Regions from separate parts of the Homo sapiens genome. Here region 1 is linked to region 2. A link is a loop called in an ENCODE intact Hi-C map of the cell type or tissue named here. Cell type or tissue: heart left ventricle. All regions are shown on one strand. Each heading gives the region's core, and the rest is flanking DNA. Links, peaks and the distances in the headings are about the cores only. Region 1 overlaps TCF12 (transcription factor 12). Region 2 has its middle 54 kb from the start of LINC03065.

Region 1 (8,000 bases), core at 1-8,000, 160 kb after region 2:
CTCAAGAGGCTTGTACTTTTGTTTGTTAAGAACCTTTGTAAGATTGTGCTAAGACACCGTGAAAAATACTGAGGCTGTAATGTTGCTTAACCATCTAAGTACCAGTAAATGTGGTAGAAATTATCTTTCTACTCAATTATAGCAACTAAAAGTCAGGCCCTGAATCAGTCAGAGGAAATGAACTCTTGGGTTGGAATGCACATAATTTCTTTTTATATATCAAAATGTTCAGTATTTCTTTGAGGTCCCAGATCTGAACAAACATTATTTCATGAGAAGATACACTTTTATTTCCTTCCAGTGCTTCTACAATGCTTTTTCTCCAATCCCGTGTTCTTTGCTGACAACAGCAAGTGTGTGTTCTTTGAGAGGTCAATAAATGCTGATTTCTGCAAGAAAACTCTTAGGAAGTGAGCCTAGACATTGTGAAGAGGAAGTACAAAGAATGAGGCAATTAAATGAAGAATATTGCAAAGGATTATTTTAAATTGTGAGTCAGAAGCCAAACTAATTTTGACTACTAAAATTGTGAGTCAGAAGCCAAACTAATTTTGGCTACTAAATTAGTTACTTCCCTCGGGCCTACCAATCTTCATATGTATACCATGGCTTATTTTGACTTAGCTGGTTAATTTATCCAGATACGTAGATGGTAGCAAATTGGCATTATCAAACTCTACTTTTTCATACCAAAGAGCAAAATAAGTGTGCTTATAACCGTAGTTCCTGTCTTTATAAAAATGTATGAATAAATTTGAGCCATGTAAATTAAGGTTACAGAACAGATAGCATTTAGTGAAGAAAAGCTGGTCCTTAGAGTATATCATTATTTACCCCATAGTACCTACCTAATGAAATCTAGTTTTAATGATTCTTTTTAGGACACCAAAGCTCATGAAGCCTATTACAATAACGTGTTTAATTCTGAGTAATTGTTTTTCCTATTTAAATGAAGAACTCAGTGACTAAAAATTTATTTCCTGCAAATTTTCTTAGATGATAGAAGTTATACGTAGTAAAACCAACAGGACCAACTGTGAGGCTGAAGGAATTTCAGTTAAGAGGTTTTAATTTTTATCAATTTAAACTGTGTTTTGAGGAGTGGACAGAAAGGGAAGAGGGATATTTTGAGATCACCCAGCAGTTTTTGATCTTTTGTCAGTTCTTTTGTAATGCTATAGATGACTACAATTTGAAACTTGAAATAAGAAATTTTTTGTATTGGGTGATTCACAAACTGTTGGGTTTTCTGAATGGCTTAAATCCTTTAAAGAAACAGTTTTAAAAAGACATAGCATGAGAACAGGATCATAATTATTCTGTAACCAGCAGTCTGTGTTGGTTACAGAAAGTATGCTTTTGTTTAACATTATAAATAAATTACCTTATATTGCTGCTTACGTTTCTGGTTTTTGGTGTGTATGTTATCAATGTTGACCAAAATTAACTGAATATGGTGACAAAACCAGAGAAAAAATTTGAGCTTCTGTTGATAAATAAAATGTAAATGCTACTTTTTGAAATAAAACTTTACACTTATAGGCTTTTATGTATGATCTGTGTTTTCTTGAGGAAATGTTGATTAAGTAGTTTCCATTTTGGTATTACAGTATGTCCTGTTGTAAGTAGCTGACTGTGTAAAAATCTTTTAAGTCAAAAAAGCAGCTCAGCTTAAACCCCTACTATTTATTATGGCAGAAACCAGAAATAGAAATCTTCCAGAAGTTTTATAATGTATTACATTCCTGCATATCTTTTGGAGTAAAATTAAAGTTTTAAAAAGAGGCTGTTCACAACAGAAGTTACTTTATGTATCCTTATGTATATCCTTATATACACAGTATCTTTTAAACACAATTTACTAAATACTTGTCTGCATTTTTTAAAAAAGAAAACCCTAGCCCAAAATGAATGACAAAATTGTCTCGTTAGATTTGTAAGATGTGTTGTTAACCTATAAAATAGGTGAATTAAGTATAATTCTGACAAAATTAGTTACATGTAATACATAGCAGGATGTACTTGTTTGGGATGAAACAAAAAATCTTCAAAGTTTTCTATAGTGTTTTCTGTTAAGGAACTCGTTTATTGATTTATTGAAGATCTTTGGCTGTTTTTGATAATAAAAGAATCTTGGTCTATAATATTACTAATTAATAAATAAGTTTTTGAGGATAACGCCAATACTTGAATTTTGATATCTACTTGCAACATGCAGTAATGCAATATTTAGTGAGCTTAATTAGTTGCTTTTTTTTTTTCCACCCTGAGACAAGAGTTTCGCTCTTGTTGCCCAGGCCTGGAGTTCAGTGGCGCAATCTGGGCTCACTGCAACCTCCACCTCCTGGGTTCAAGCGATTCTCCTGCCTCAGCCCCTTCTGAGTAGCTGGGATTACAGGTGCCCGCCACCACGCCCGGCTAATTTTTTGTATTTTTAGTAAAGAGAGGGTTTCATCATGTTGGCCAGGCTGGTTTCGAACTTCTGACCTCAGGTGATCCACCTGCCTTGGCCTCCCAAAGTGCAGGGATTACAGGCTTGAGCCACCGTGCCTGGCCTAATTAGTTACTTTTAAATGTTACTAACAGAATCTGAGGAGCGTGGTTTGTGTCCTCAGAATAAATGTTTAAGCTTTGAGTGTCTGCCTGTGTCATGAGGAAAACAGGGAGAGGAGAAAATTTCTTGTTGCTGCTATTTTATTTGCATTTAAGACTAGTCATTGTTAGGTAACTATGGAATCTTCACTGCTTTACAGTTTTGGTGCATGTCAGGTTCAATAATTTTTACTTTAAAAAGTTATTTTTACATTTTAATGAGATTAAATTGTTTACCAATTAACATTGTACTATAAAAGGAACAGAAATGTGACTGGCACTTGGAAAGAAAAGCTGTCATCTGTAGACTGATGTGTGGTATTCTAATTTAAATTCGTGGTTTGGCAGAATTAAATTTGGATTTTAACATCATCCAGAAGTAAAAGTTATGTGCATTTTCAAGATAAACTCAGGAAATAAACCATATAGGAAAGACTCATTTTTGCTTCAGAACACAGTAAAGATGAAACTTTGAAAATGCTTTCTAATCATTCAGTGTAAACCTATTTACCAAGTTAAACTGGTCATGTGATATTTCATATATCACTTGTATTAGTATGTGGTCTTATGCTTATAAAGTTAATGTGCTTAAAAATAACAGCTAAAACATATAGGCAGTGATTATTAAACAAGAACATTAAAATACGATTCAAAATTGTTTAATTGTACCTTTTAGCAGAAATACCATTTTAAAAGATAGTAACATTTTATTTTCTGTCAGTAAAAATATAGTCATGTGTCACTTGACAGGGATAAGTTGTAAGCAATTAGTTATTAGGTGATTTGGTCATATGAACTTCATAGATTGTACTTACATAAACCTAGGGGGTATATAGCCTACTATACACTAGACTATGTGGTATAGCCTGTTGCTCCTAGGCTACAAACCTGTACAGCATGTTACTCATCTTAGTATACAGAATACTGCAGACATTTGTAACAATGTGTATCTAAACATAGAAAAAGTACAATAAAAATGTTGTTGTAATCTTATGGGACCTGTCATATATGTAGTCTGTTGTTGACCCAAATGTCATTATGTGGTACATGACTGTATTTTTGTTTGAACTGTTTAGTGACTGTCAACAAGAAATTGTACTGTCCAATATGACTTAAAATGTTAGTTGCTATAGTTATAAAGAGCACAAAGAGTGTGCATATTTAGGATTTTGGTCACAGTTTTTGCACTGTGTTTTGAAAGAAACATTGAAGCTAATGTGAATGTAGTAGACAATTAGTATTTGAATTGAACTTTAAAGTGTATTATGTGTCTGAAATTAATTCCAGAGTAGTGACCTTGAAAGTCCAGATCAGCAACTCTGACTTCCCATGTTCAAAACAAAGGGCCTTTTCTTATTTATGGATGGTAAAAGATGTAAAAATACCATCTTAATTCTTAACAGTGTGATGTATAGGTAATGGTGAATACCACAGTGTTACTGAAGCTGTATCATATAACTCAATAGCTAAATTTAAGTAATTGATATTTTTGGTCTATATTTTCTTTTAAAAGTATACTATAATCGTGTTTAAACTGTTTACTGGTTATAGCAATGACAATTTACTTTGCAAAGTATATAAAAAATAAAGATTTTAAAAATAACATTTTCCAAGAGATGACTATTTATTGACATTTTGATGTTGATTTCCTAGCTTTTTTCTCTGCATATATTACATATTATGCATATTTATACCAACATTTAAATTAGGATCATACTGCTTCTGTAATGTATTAGATTTTAACATTAGAAAAAATATTTTAAGTCCTGCAAGCAGAGAATGGTGTTTGCATTTTAAATGGTTATAGTTTAAATGGTTATGAGACCCTACATTATATCCTCATTTTTCCTCTTGACCTGCAAAGCCTAAGATATTTTCGTATCTGGCATTTTAAGAAAAAGTTTGCTGAACTCTTCTCTAAAGGAAAAACTGTGTTCTCCTACAGATTCTGTCTGCAGCATTCTCTCCTTGCAGGACTTAAAACAAAACAAACAAAACAAAAAAACCAGGCAGCTGGGTGGATTTAGAAATCCTGGCTATAGTTTGCAAACCTTTGCTTTAGAAGTTTGTTTGCTTATATTGTGTTTATATTTTACAGTGTGTGTGTGTCTGTCTTTCTAAATCTTTCTTGACATTATTGCCTCAAAGGCACTGAGACAGCGTGTGTTAAAACCCAAGGACACAGATTGTAATTCTAGTCTTATTGCTGTAGGAATCAGTTTGCTGGTTTCTAGAGGGTGGGCTGACCTTGACTTAGTAAAGTATAGTACTTTTTGTCTCCCTAGTAGAAGTATTAACTGACCTTTAAAGTGAACTTGATGCACCCTCTTCAGGAAACAGGAAACTGTTACATTTGGGTGTGATATTAGGAGATGAGGATACTGTGTAGGAGGTGTTGGACCTGCCTAAAGTGTTTGGCCTTGAAATGTCAAGGTTGCTCTCCCAAACCTAGTTTTCCTTGACCTGGCTGTTTTTCTAACTTCAGAGACGGACTTAAACAATAGAGTTTATTAGATTATATGTCTGTGTAAACAAATGAAGATTAAAAGACAAAAAATAAAGTAGTTAAAAATGAAATGTCTTACTTTTTCTTGTTTTAGGATAAAAATTGTATTAATACCTTAAAATGTATTCAGCAGGCAAAAACTTCGGTAGTTTCGGTATTACAGTGACACCATTTATTTTTAGGCATAGTCTTGTCTTTTTTTTTTTTTTTTTTTGGTAAATATTATACCATTTTCAACTTAATGTGAAAAGCTTTTCCAGTTAATCTTTATCGTGTGTGTGTGTCTGTGTGTGCGTGTGCGTGTGTGTGTGTGTGTGAAAGAAAATGTGTTTTAGGCAGCATCAGTAGAGCAAAATAAGATTTAATGTTGTTACTTCAAAACTGTATCCCTAACAAGACGATACAAAATTCAGAGTGTTTTGGCCCCTTTTCTAGGACAGATTTAGAAACTTATAGACTTGTAGTTATAGGATAAATGTATGCCAAAGCTTTCTTCAAAGAAAGCTCCATCATAAGGTGGTTTTTCTTCGTGGTGCTTATATTTTACAGGAACATTTAGAGGGATGTGGTGTTTCTATTTTTCTTTGCCCTTCTAATCAGCAATTAAAAAAATATTGGATCTACAGGTTTGGGGGGTAAATTCTATTGCAGATTTGTTATTAACACTACTCTACATATCTGTTGGCCTGTAGCATACTTACTGCAGAACTTGTAGCTTGATAGCCCAATGTGTTCTTGGGTTATGATTCTGAAATACTGCTGAGCTTTAAAAACTTTAGCAGCTTTGACCAGAACACCTACGTTAAAATTTCTTTATAACTCTTCAGAATTTTTTTCTTTTTCTTTTTTTTTTTGAGACAGGGTTTTGCTCTATCACCTAGGCTGGAGAGTGAAGTGGCATAATCATGGCTCACTGGAGCCTCTACCTTCCAGGCTCAAGCAATGCTCCTACCTCAGCCTCCACAGTAGCTGGGGCCACAGATGTGCACCACTGCACTTGGCTAATCCTTAAATTTTTTTGTAGAGATGGGGTCTCACCATGTTGCCCAGGCTGCTGTCAAACTCCTGGGCTTAATCAGTCCTCCCACCTCAGCCTCCCAAAGTGCTGACATTACAGACGCGAGCCACTGTGCCTGGCCAGTCTTCAGATTTGTTAACAAATCTCAGGGGTTTGCTTTAGTCTCCCAAGCTCGCCTTACGTAAATGTGTCATGTAATGAAAGATGATATTCCCAACCCACCATCTCACATATTCAGTTGATTTTCACTAACCGTGAAGGATTTGCACTGATTTATGCATCCAATTCTCTCCTGATTTCTTTACTTTTCCTCCTCTTTTCTCTTTCCTCACCAGTCTTCCGTTTCCATCTAATGACTAGTGTCCCACATTGGACAAGATAAAATGGTTGACCAGTTAGAGACATAGGAAAAAGTGGAATATTGAATTTGCATTGAAAGGGCTGAACTTGTGACCTTATGTTATCTTCCATATAATTCTAATTTCTACAATATAAGGTTTTAATTTACTCAGTTCAGAAAATCTAATTGTTTGACAGTAAAGTTTGGACCTATTTATATAAAGTTTGGAGGAAATATGATCTTATCAATATGCACTATGGAAAATGTCCTTTTTAGTCTGTGAATTTAGAGCTATACCTACTGCTTGAATGAAGATGGTCTAAAGATTTAAAAGACATTTAGGGTTAATAAGTTTTCATGGCAAAACATTTAACATTTTTAAACTAAATTCAGATGAGTTACTCATTTTTTGTGTACCTTAATTCCTTCCAAATACTCTTCTGTCAGAACTACAAAGTTAAATCTCAATTATAGTGCCCTTTTTTTTATTTAGGGAAATAATTATCATCATTGATTAATACATTGTACAAGGGTTAACTGTCTTTTAACCATCAGGGTATAGAAAAAGTAAGTTGGTTAAAACAACTTTTAAGTTTATTATGGAGATAAACACTATTGTCATATGATTCTTTAGATTTCCTTAAAAATTGATCTCCTATGCCAGGCACAGTAGCTCATGCCTGTACCCTAGTACTTTAGGAGGCTGAGGTGGGAGGATCACTTGAGACCAGCAGTTCCAGATCAATCTTGGCAATACAGTGAGATCGTGTCTCTACTAAAAAAAAGCCAAAAAGAAAAAAAAAAAACCTAGTTGGGCATGGTGATGTATGCTTCTGGTCCCACTTACTCAGGAGGCTGAGGTGGGAGGATGATGTGAGCCCAGGAGGTTGAGGCTGCAGTAAGCTGTGATCATTACACTGTAGTCTAGCCTGGGTGACAGAGTGAGACCCTGTCTCACAGTAAATAAATAAATAAAAATTTAAGCCTTGCTTCTAAATCCAGTCTCCTTTAATTAAGTTTTATTGCCACATTCTTTCTGCTTTTAATTTTTTGTTGTTGTTGTTAAAACTAAATTTTACAGCTTTTGTTTCTCACGTAGCAGCCAGGGTTTGAAAGAGATTAAGGGTCATTCTTCTGAAATAAAACATGTCCTGAATAATTTTAATTTGAGTCTACTATTGAAAGTCACATAACATTTTGTTGAATGGTGATTCTTACCTAATCACCTGTAAATGGATCACAGACACAAATACCTAGTGATGTGCTATACATTATGCCATTGTGAATTTTATAAAGGCTAAAGAGTGAGGAAGTAGAGTTCTTCTTTTCTGATAGTGCACTACAAAATTTTGAGGACCTTGCAGTGATCATCTGTAGTCATAAAAGCTGTTTAGCCAAAACATGATTGGATTTTATTAATAGTGTTACGGCTATCTTTTCATGAGTTAGTTACCATGTGAATTAGTGCAATTTTGGTGAATAGAAGAATGCTTAGGACTATTGTCTTATTTTAAATTACCGATTATCTTTTTATAAGGATATTT
Region 2 (9,254 bases), core at 514-8,513:
AGTGATTATGTTTCCACTTTAGGGGTACTACTGGAATTTGCATATATCACTTCTACTTACATCCCAATGGCAGGAACTATGTTATATGCCCTCACCCACTGGAAGGTGGCATTGAAATGCAGGCAATTTTCTTGACACTGATGTCTCCAAATAAAATAGAGATTATACAGAGGCAAAAAGGGAGAACCAATGTGAGAGGGAGGGATCAGCAATCTCTCCCAAGTATAAAGTTACCAAAAACCCACAGAAAACCTGATGCTTAGTGGTCAAACGTTAGAAGCATTCTCTTTAGAGTCAGGAGCAAGTCAAGAGTGTCTGTTATTACAGCTTCTCTTAACCATTATATTAATATTAAAAGTCCTAGCCAGTGCCAATACTCTTTAAAAGAATAAGAATTAGAAAGAAGGGGAAAAATTGTTCTTATTTATAAACTATCTGATAATTTACATTAAAAATGCAGGAGAGTGTGTAGACAAACAATTCAAACAGGAAAATTCAGCATTCTGAATACATGTTCAGGATATGGTGTGAGAGGAGAAAAAATTTGTGTGTGTGTGTGTGTGTGTGTGTGTGTGTGTGTGCTCTCCCATTTAGAATAGATATCTAGGCAGAAATATCTGCAAGACCTATTTAGGCAAAATTATAAAACACGACATAAAATATGCACTGGATAAATGATGAGACACTGAGGGATGGAAAGATAATTGTGTCAATCTGGCAGATCACCCTGTGAATTTATAATGAATCTATGAATCATTGTAATTCCAACCAGAATCCCAACAAGGCTTCATGGAATTTAACAATCTAACCCAAAAGTTGGTGTGGAAGATTAGACACTCAACTAGCACAGAAATGTTCAAAAAAGAAAACTAAGGAGAGGTGATTTGCCCTACCAGGCTAATTATACAAGGTTATAATTCTTTTAAGAAGTGCGGCTTTGGGGACAGGAATATAAAAATAGGCTGAAAGGGCCTGGCGTGGTGGCTTACACCTGTAATCCCAGCACTTTGAGAGGCCGAGGTGGGAGGATCACTTGAGGTTAGAAGTTAGAGACCAGCCTGGCCAACATGGTAAAACCCCGTCTCTACTAAAAATACAAAAATTAGGTGGGTGTGGTGGTGCATGCCTGTGATTCCAGCTACTCTGGAGGCTGAGGTATGAGAATTGCTTGAACTCGGGAGGCAGAGGTTGCAGTGAGCTGAGATCATGCCACTGCACTCCAGCTTGGGTAACAAAGCGAGACTCTGTCTCAAAAATTAAAAAGTAAAAATAGGCCAAAAGAATGGAATAAAGGGTATAGATACTGACAAATACATACATGGAAAATTGATATGGAACAGAAGTCTCTTACATATCAGCAGGGAGTGGCAAACATTAGCTAAGTGGTCCTAAGACAACTGGCTATGTACAGGGAAAAGGAATTTACATCCCCATTTCATACCACAACAAAATACATCCTACATGGGCTAAAAACCTTAAATGTATGGTAGGGTGACAGGGGGAATCTTAAAATTACAAAGTAAATACAGGAGAATGTCTTCATTACATTTTCAGTTTTCTTAAATAAAATAACAAAAGCATAAATGATAACAGTGATCATTTGAATACATTTAAATATTAAAATTCTATGAAACAAAAGACGCCAGACACAGTGAAAATGCAAGCCATTGGAGAAGTTAATTATAGTATATATTACTGGGTATTAGCATCAAGAGTATTTTTAAATCTCTATAAATGAATAAGAAAAAAGCAAGCAATACAGTAGAAAATTTGTCGATGATATCAACAGTTAATTGTTAGAAGGAAACTAAACAGCCAAAAAACATAAAAGATACTCAACTTCAGTAATAAATGCAAATTAAAACCACAATGAAGTACTATTTCACATCCATCAGAAGGGCAAAATTTAGAAGTCTGAGAAGCCCAAGTGTTGGTAAGGATGTGGAAGAAAAAGAAAAAAAGAACTTGTAAATATGGCTGGTGTGAATGTGTATTGTAGAAAATCACATTGGAGGACAATGTTGCAATATCAAACAAAGTTGATGAGCACATGCTAACCTATGACCTAGCAATTCTGCCTGTGGGTATGTATCCTAAAAAATTCTCACGCATATGCCCAAGGAGAAATGAAATACATTGTTTTTTGTAGCACCGTTTTTAATAGCAAAACATTGGAACCAACCTAAATGTTCAAAAATATAATTGTGGACAGGGCTCAGTGGCTCATACCTTTATCCCAGCACCTTGGGAGACCAATGTGGGCAGGCGGACCTCTTGAGCCCCAGAGTTCAAGACTGGCCTGGGCAACATGGTAAAACTTTGCCTCCACAAAAAATACAAAAATTAGCCCGGCATGGTGGCTCATGCCTGTAGTCTCAGCTACTCAGAAGGCTGAGGTGGGAGGATTACCTGAGCCTGGGGAGATTGAGGCTGCAGGGACCTGAGATCACAACACTGCACTGCAGCCTGGGTGACAGAATGAGACCTTGTCTCCAAAAAAAAAAAAAAAAAGAAAGAAAAAGGGAAAAAAAAGAATGGTGGATCAATAAATGGTGCCAAAGTCACACAATGAAATATCAACTATGTATGTGCAAAATATGTAAGAACCAGGAAGGAAGGATACATGCTAATTTCAGGATAGTGATTATCTCTGGGCAGAGAGCAATGGAATTGGGCAGTGGGTGCTATGGTTAAAATGTATCTGTAATGTTAAAACAAACAAGCAAAAAACTCTAAAGTCAGGCAAGATGTCAACATTGGTTAAATCTATGAAAAACAATAAGCCTGGATCATACTGCAGACTAATAAGAAATGATTTCCAGAACTACTTCAGAAGAGTGTGGGGTGTGGACTACCATGTGTGTAATGCTGAAGAAGAGGATGAGCTTGTTTGTGCAGACTTCCTAATGACACAAAATAAATTGGCAACAGTGATGGCCTCTGAGGGAGAGGGACACAGGAGACTGGCATAAGCAGAGGAAAAAGACCTTTACATCCTTTTTCTATTATTTGCCTGTTTTATCACTTGCATATATTTTCTCAATAGTAAAAAAATTAAAGCAAAAATATATTTTTAATAAAAATGATTCCTACCGCAACAATGCACTTAAAGCCAAAATTACAATTTTGAGGGACATTTTGCATGAAGTATAAGTGTACCCTTATGCTTGCCACCTTCCCAAATGACTGATTTTTCTACAGCGTTCCTGATAATAAGTTCCTTATGATCAGTCACACAGAAACATACACCCTGCCTGCTACATATGCTTTAACTGTGCATCTATTTATATGGGATGACAGATACTTTCCCTAATAAATCTTGCCATTTTCCCTGGTAAGGAACTGTGTGCTGACTAAATGGTTGCTGACACATGGGAGTTATTCCCATAATTTCCTCACACAGTAAGACAAATCAATGCAATGCAGAGCTCTGTTACAGACACTAACAGATTTGGAGCATGTCAGAAAGTGGGGGGGTATATAATGAATCCATGTTTCTAGACTTTCCTACCAGAGACAGCTTGAGGCAATCTGACAGCAAAGGCAGGATCTGAAGTCCTAAACTCAGACATTTTATCTCCGTGAGCTAATTTACAACCAAGAGAGCCACAATACTGTCAGATCTAGAACTCAACTACTTTAAACAGCGACCTTTTGTCTTATATTTTGCATTGATTTTTTTGAAGTGTTATGTTGTTTGAAAGCTAATTACCTTCCTAGAGGATTAATTTCAAACCTTTTCAAACCTAGAACCGCTTTAGGGAACAAAACAACTGACTCTCACTGCTTTCTTGTTATCCCAAGCTGGACTCCAAGGGCCCCAGGCCCCACTTGGTGTAAGGTATAGAATTCTGCTTTATACCAGTTTACAGGTATCAAGGAGGCAGGAGAGAGACTCAGGGTAGTGAGGGGAAAGAAGATCAGAGTCATCTCTTTTTCATGTCTTTCATTTCACAACTTCTTCCTTCCCATGCCTGCTGGTGCGCTCCCTCGCCTTGTTCCAGAGCCAAAAGACAGGTCAACTTCACTGCTTTTTATCCAAGTTGGCAGAGGTTGTGGCAGCGGGGTGGTAACTCTGCCCGATGTTCCCAAGCTGCAGCTGGGACATGTCCAACAGCAAAGTCACTCAGTAAACAGTTCTCTGTTTCTCTTTTCCTCGAGTTGGCTGGAATATCTCTAAGCCCTAGTACCACCCACTCTTTAATTCAAGACAAGCCCACAGACCAGAAACTTCACAGATCACTCTGTCTTAAAACAGTCTTTTGCTGGGTACAAAATACCATGTATAAAATTATTGATATGCTACAATTATTTCCATTCCAATCCCTATAGATTATCCTTTTTGACGGTTTAGTTTTTCTATTTTTATTAATATCCCTTGTACATCATTCAGTTCAATATTCAAAAACCTCCTTAGATGTTTATTTTGTGCCTAGCTTTGTGGTGATGTGGGGGAGATAAGCAAATACTGCACTTAACAGTTACTTATTTTAAGATGTTTACAAACTAATTGGAGAGAGAAAAGCCAATATGAAGCAAGTGATAACTAAAGAAAAACTGTCTTTAAACCCTAAAAGTGGGAGGAAATAGCAAAGACATGCAGAGGTCAGGAAAACTTTAAGAAAGATGTTGGCTGGGGCTGGGATTTGAAGGAGTGGAGGTTGAGGAGGGCTTTCCAGATCTCACAAGATGGTTAAGCTTCAGAGGCTGATCTCAGCAGAACATACTGTGGGACTGTCAGAGACCAGTTTAATAAAGCAACTCTGACACCAGAAAACTGGTAAACAAGCAAGCAAAAAAAACCAGGAACAGGTCGGGTGCGGTAGCTCACACCTGTAATCCAAGTACTTTGGGAGGCTGAGGCAGGCGGATTACGAGGTCAGGAGTTCGAGACCAGACTGGCCGATATGGTGAAACCCCGTCTCTACTAAAAAAAACATACAAATTAGCTGGGCGTGGTGGCATGTGCCTGTAGTCCCAGCTACTCAGGAGGCTGAGACAGGAGAATCACTTGAACCCGGGAGGCAGAGGTTGCAGTGAGCCAAAATCGCGCCACTGCACTCCAGCCTGAGTGACAGAGCAAGACTCCATCTCAAAAAAAACAGAAAGAAAAAGAAGAACAAGGGTAGATTAATAAGTTGGCTAAGAATTCATTATCCTTCCATATGTTGAGTACTAGAGATCAAAGGGAACTCATGAATCATGTCATGCACCTTCATGCCTTCATTTCACAGATGAGAACACCGAGGATAAGCGACTCAAAACAATTTCACCATAGCAGGTCACAAATTAGTGCCAGAGTGGAAATTCAACTCCAGGGCTTCCAACGCCCATGCATCACACTCCACTTCAAAACCCCACACTGTTATGCTTCACTGATGGAAGGCCCTTTGGAACAGTGATATACTAATAGTAACAAAATAATAAATTCCAAAGTAGAGGTATTATAGAAGGGATAAGGCTTATTTTGTGTACAGATATTTCTAAGTTTTTCTTTTCTTAAATTGCACTAGCTATTATATCAGGTTTCACCTCCTCTGCTTTTGACGAAGTCTTCCATGGCCCTGCCTAGCCTTTCTGACCTTATTTCCCAACACTCCCTATTCTACAGGCTCCACTCAAGCCAGATGTGTCCATTCATAGTCCCCAGCTTTTGCTAGGCTCGTGCCCATCTCTGGGGTGTTGCTCCTGTTTTCCCCTTTTCAACTTTCAATTGATATAAAACCCAAGGCTCAGTGAGGACCTTTGGCTACCTCAAGTCTTCTCTGGACTCCTATTTAATTTAACTCATTTTAATAAAATTTTATGGAGGACCTGCTGTGTGTCAGGCACTCTACAAGGCACTCAGGACTCCCAAATAAGTCAGGCATGGGTGCCACCCTCAAGGTACAGAGGCTAGAAGGGGAATGCAAACATGAAAAAATATCATTACCACCCAGAATCATAAAAATAGGTACAGGAAATATAGAGACATTCTGGTCTAGTAGATGGAAAGGGAGAAGATCTCATGGAGAGAGTGAGGTCTGAGATCAGTTAGTAGATGAGTGGAACTTCATCAGGGACTAAGTTGGGGGAAAGGGAAGGAAAGGGTTATTCCAGGAAGAAAAGACTGGATGTGGAAACGCACAGCATTTATCAACTTTGGTTTGGCTACCAGGTTCTGTACCAAACTAGGTTTGAGTTTGGTACTAGGATTTGGTTTGCCTTCAAAACAGTAGGTACCTAGAAGAGCTGGTGGGGAAAAGACAAGAGAGGTGGTCAGGACTGAACTGCGGCCTGTAGATGATAAAGAGCCAAAGACATCTGAAGAGGGACAATTTAAATCAAATGTTTGGGTGGTTTGTTCACAGGAATATGGGCCCGACCTTATATTCAAGAAATCAATGAAGCTATAGAAAGGACAGTTCTGGAGACAGATCCTGAAGAATGGGTAAAATTTCAACAGACTGAAATGGAGGGGAAGTCATTACATTATTAGTGGAGACAGCAAAGCAACTGTTTATTTGTTACCTGATTGTTCTGGGTACACTAATTTTTACTCCTGAGACATATTACCTAAATTCTTCAAGGACAGGAATCATTTTTCCAACTGCTTTTTAATAGTTCCAAGTAGCTAACACAGTTCTGGATACACAGTGGGTGTTTAGTCAGTTCCTAATAACTGCTTGGGGTGTGGCCAAAAAAAGGAAGAAAGAAAGAAGAAAAACCCTCATAATATTTGTTCATGACAGAAGCTCATTTTTATTCTTAAATCTGTTGCTAAGAATAAAAATTTTTAAGTTTTTATAAATCCAAAATTTCATATTTGAAACAAAGACGGTGTATATAATTGGAAGCTTATGGTTGTCTAATAAAGGACAGAAGATTCCAATTAAAGCCAAAATTTTATCTCTAAGCAGGCTTTCTCACTGTGTGGGCATCCCAACTGCTAAGTTTGTTTAATAGATCAAATTAAATGGATGACTGCTTTTGAAGGGCATCTTAGGGACTTGGGACTTAGCTTTGCTTTGGTGCTAGTTTACCTAAGCTCACTACTGAGGGGATTATTTGGTCTTATTATCAGAAAGATCACTTTTAAATATTGGGGCGAGTGATAATATGATATAAATACTTCATATATGTGTGTGTGTGCATGTATGTGCACGTGTGTGTTATTTTTTCTTAATGAGAAGCAAAGGGCACTGGGTTTCACCAATTCTCTTTCCCTCCTCTACCTCTGATCAGACTCTGAAAAATACCCTGCTTCTTCAACAACAAATGTTTTAAGTGCAAAGGGTAAATTTTGTTCTATAAAGATAAATGTACTTTTTATGCATTCCGCAGTGCTCATATTGCATTACATATGTTATTTGTAACTCATAAGTAGTGAGATACTGTCATGCAGGAATGATATTCTGAAGAGTTAACAATGGTACAGCATAGACACCAGCCATTCAGAATGGACTCCTGAATAATCTGGAAGGATGCCAGCTGGCTCACTGGACCTGCACATCCCAGCTACATCTCAGCTCTGGTGTAGTAGACTGTTAAACCTGCTTTTATCTGTCTCTACTTCCCTTCCAGTAACAGCCACACATTTTCCTTTGGAGAACTGCACTCCCTGAAAGGAAATGGCCAGCATGGGACTCTACTTTCCCTAGGACACAAGGCCAGGGCATGCAATCCAGATTTAGCAAATAAAGACATAGTTTAGGCCAAGCAGAGTCCTCCCCCGGACTTTTCCTCTGGAGTTAATTGGGAAGATTTTCTCTACTTCGGAGATTACTTTGAAGGATGTGAGCCTGAGGCATTTGGAGGCTAGCCATCTTGCCTTTGTAGAGGATAAATCCTAACTGAAGACTGAAGTCAAGAAGAAATAAGTGAACCTGAGAAAGAAAGAGAGAAACAAAGTCCTGGGAACATGGTTTGAGTCTTTGGAACAGCTGTGCCTACAGCCAGATGCAATCTCCCGAACTTCCCAGTTACTCAAATACATTTTTTCTTCTTTTTCTTTTTTGTTTTTGCTTAGCATTCAGGTAAGAACTGAGTAATAATTATGCCCACATAATATAGTTCTATGTAATTTCCATTACACAATGCTGATGAAATCTTGGACTTAATTGAAAACTCTGTTTTTTATTAGATTGTCCTAAGGCTCCAAACCAATACATCATGCACCTAGAAATCATCATGGATCCTTAATCAGGAGAATAACAAAATAAAGAAAAGTTTGCCTGGCAAGAGATATGTGGAAATAATCAAAACAACATATGCTCATAGATGTATTCAGGAATATACATACATACATATATATATATATATATATATATATATATATATATATATCCTTAATTTTGAAAGATGCCAGATGCCATTTCTTTCCATGTTAGTATAACTGAAAAGAACTGTTATTGCCCATACCTTAAAAATGTTTGGAGATTATTCTATACTCTTCACTTAATTATTTGCAACACTGGACCATAGATTTACCTCATTCATTTATCCTATAAGCATATTTTAGGAAGTTGTTATATGCACTTTGCTGTTACAGGCTCTAGGGAAAAAAGATGAATTAGGAAATTCCCCTATCCTCCAGGAGCTCAGATTCTAGTGGGAAGCAGAAGTGTAAATTGATAAATGGTGTGAAAGTTGGCAAGGCGAGCACTTTGCCTGCTACTGGAGGCTTCTTCCTCCTCCATAGAGGCACAGCCAAGAGCTGGACACAGTGGAGTCTAGCGGGTGCACATGGCTCCATAAAAGTCGCTTTCCCAGTGTTCCAGGCTAAGCTGTTCAGCAAATCATACGGTCCCGGATTTTCTGGTATTTCAGGCATTGAGATGCTTTACTATTGCTTTGATGTTTTTAAAGCAAAAAACTTTTTCAATGGAAAAATAAAGAGTTAGTTTCCCCATCATTGATCAATGTAGTCTTAACTTTCTTTGCAAGGCCAGACATGATCTCCAGGAAGTTACTGTGGTTGATTAACACTTCAAATTATAAATTAAATTTAAACTCTAAAAAGTGTAATTATGAACAAAATGCTTGAGAGCACAGAGAAAGGAACCATTAAATTTACATTTTCAGTCACTGTCAAGCCTCTATTTATTCAGAGCCATTCTTTCCTTTAAAAGGCACTGTAGCTAGGTCTTTGGAGTGGATTCTGTTACAAGAAATTCCTTGAAGCTGTCTCATTTTCCTCAGTCCCTCACTGGAATTTCATAATGATTTAACCCATAGCTGAATTCACTTAGAAATTCTCAGGAGCTAGAAGCCAA

The links. Hi-C counts contacts between places; a loop is a spot of excess contacts. Peaks named below come from ENCODE experiments on the same cell type or tissue, not always from the same donor. Only the 100,000 strongest peaks of a DNase experiment are listed, where the experiment ranks them.
Region 1: a loop joins it to region 2, with 2.3 times the contacts of the local background. A loop is called at or near these places in 5 of 110 quality-filtered maps.

What each region holds. Positions count from the first base shown.
Region 1 is chr15:56,984,859-56,992,858 of GRCh38, forward strand. All of the region lies in intron 3 of TCF12 (transcription factor 12), which reads left to right. Among named protein-coding and RNA genes, the nearest start is that of TCF12, 70 kb to the left of the region's middle. In heart left ventricle, for the core only: a CTCF peak has its summit at 4,927; no DNase peak of the experiment used is centred there; H3K27ac peaks cover 250 bases.
Region 2 is chr15:56,828,327-56,837,580 of GRCh38, forward strand. No RefSeq gene overlaps it. Among named protein-coding and RNA genes, the nearest start is that of LINC03065, 54 kb to the right of the region's middle. In heart left ventricle, for the core only: no CTCF peak of the experiment used is centred there; a DNase peak (open chromatin) is centred at 4,060; H3K27ac peaks cover 825 bases.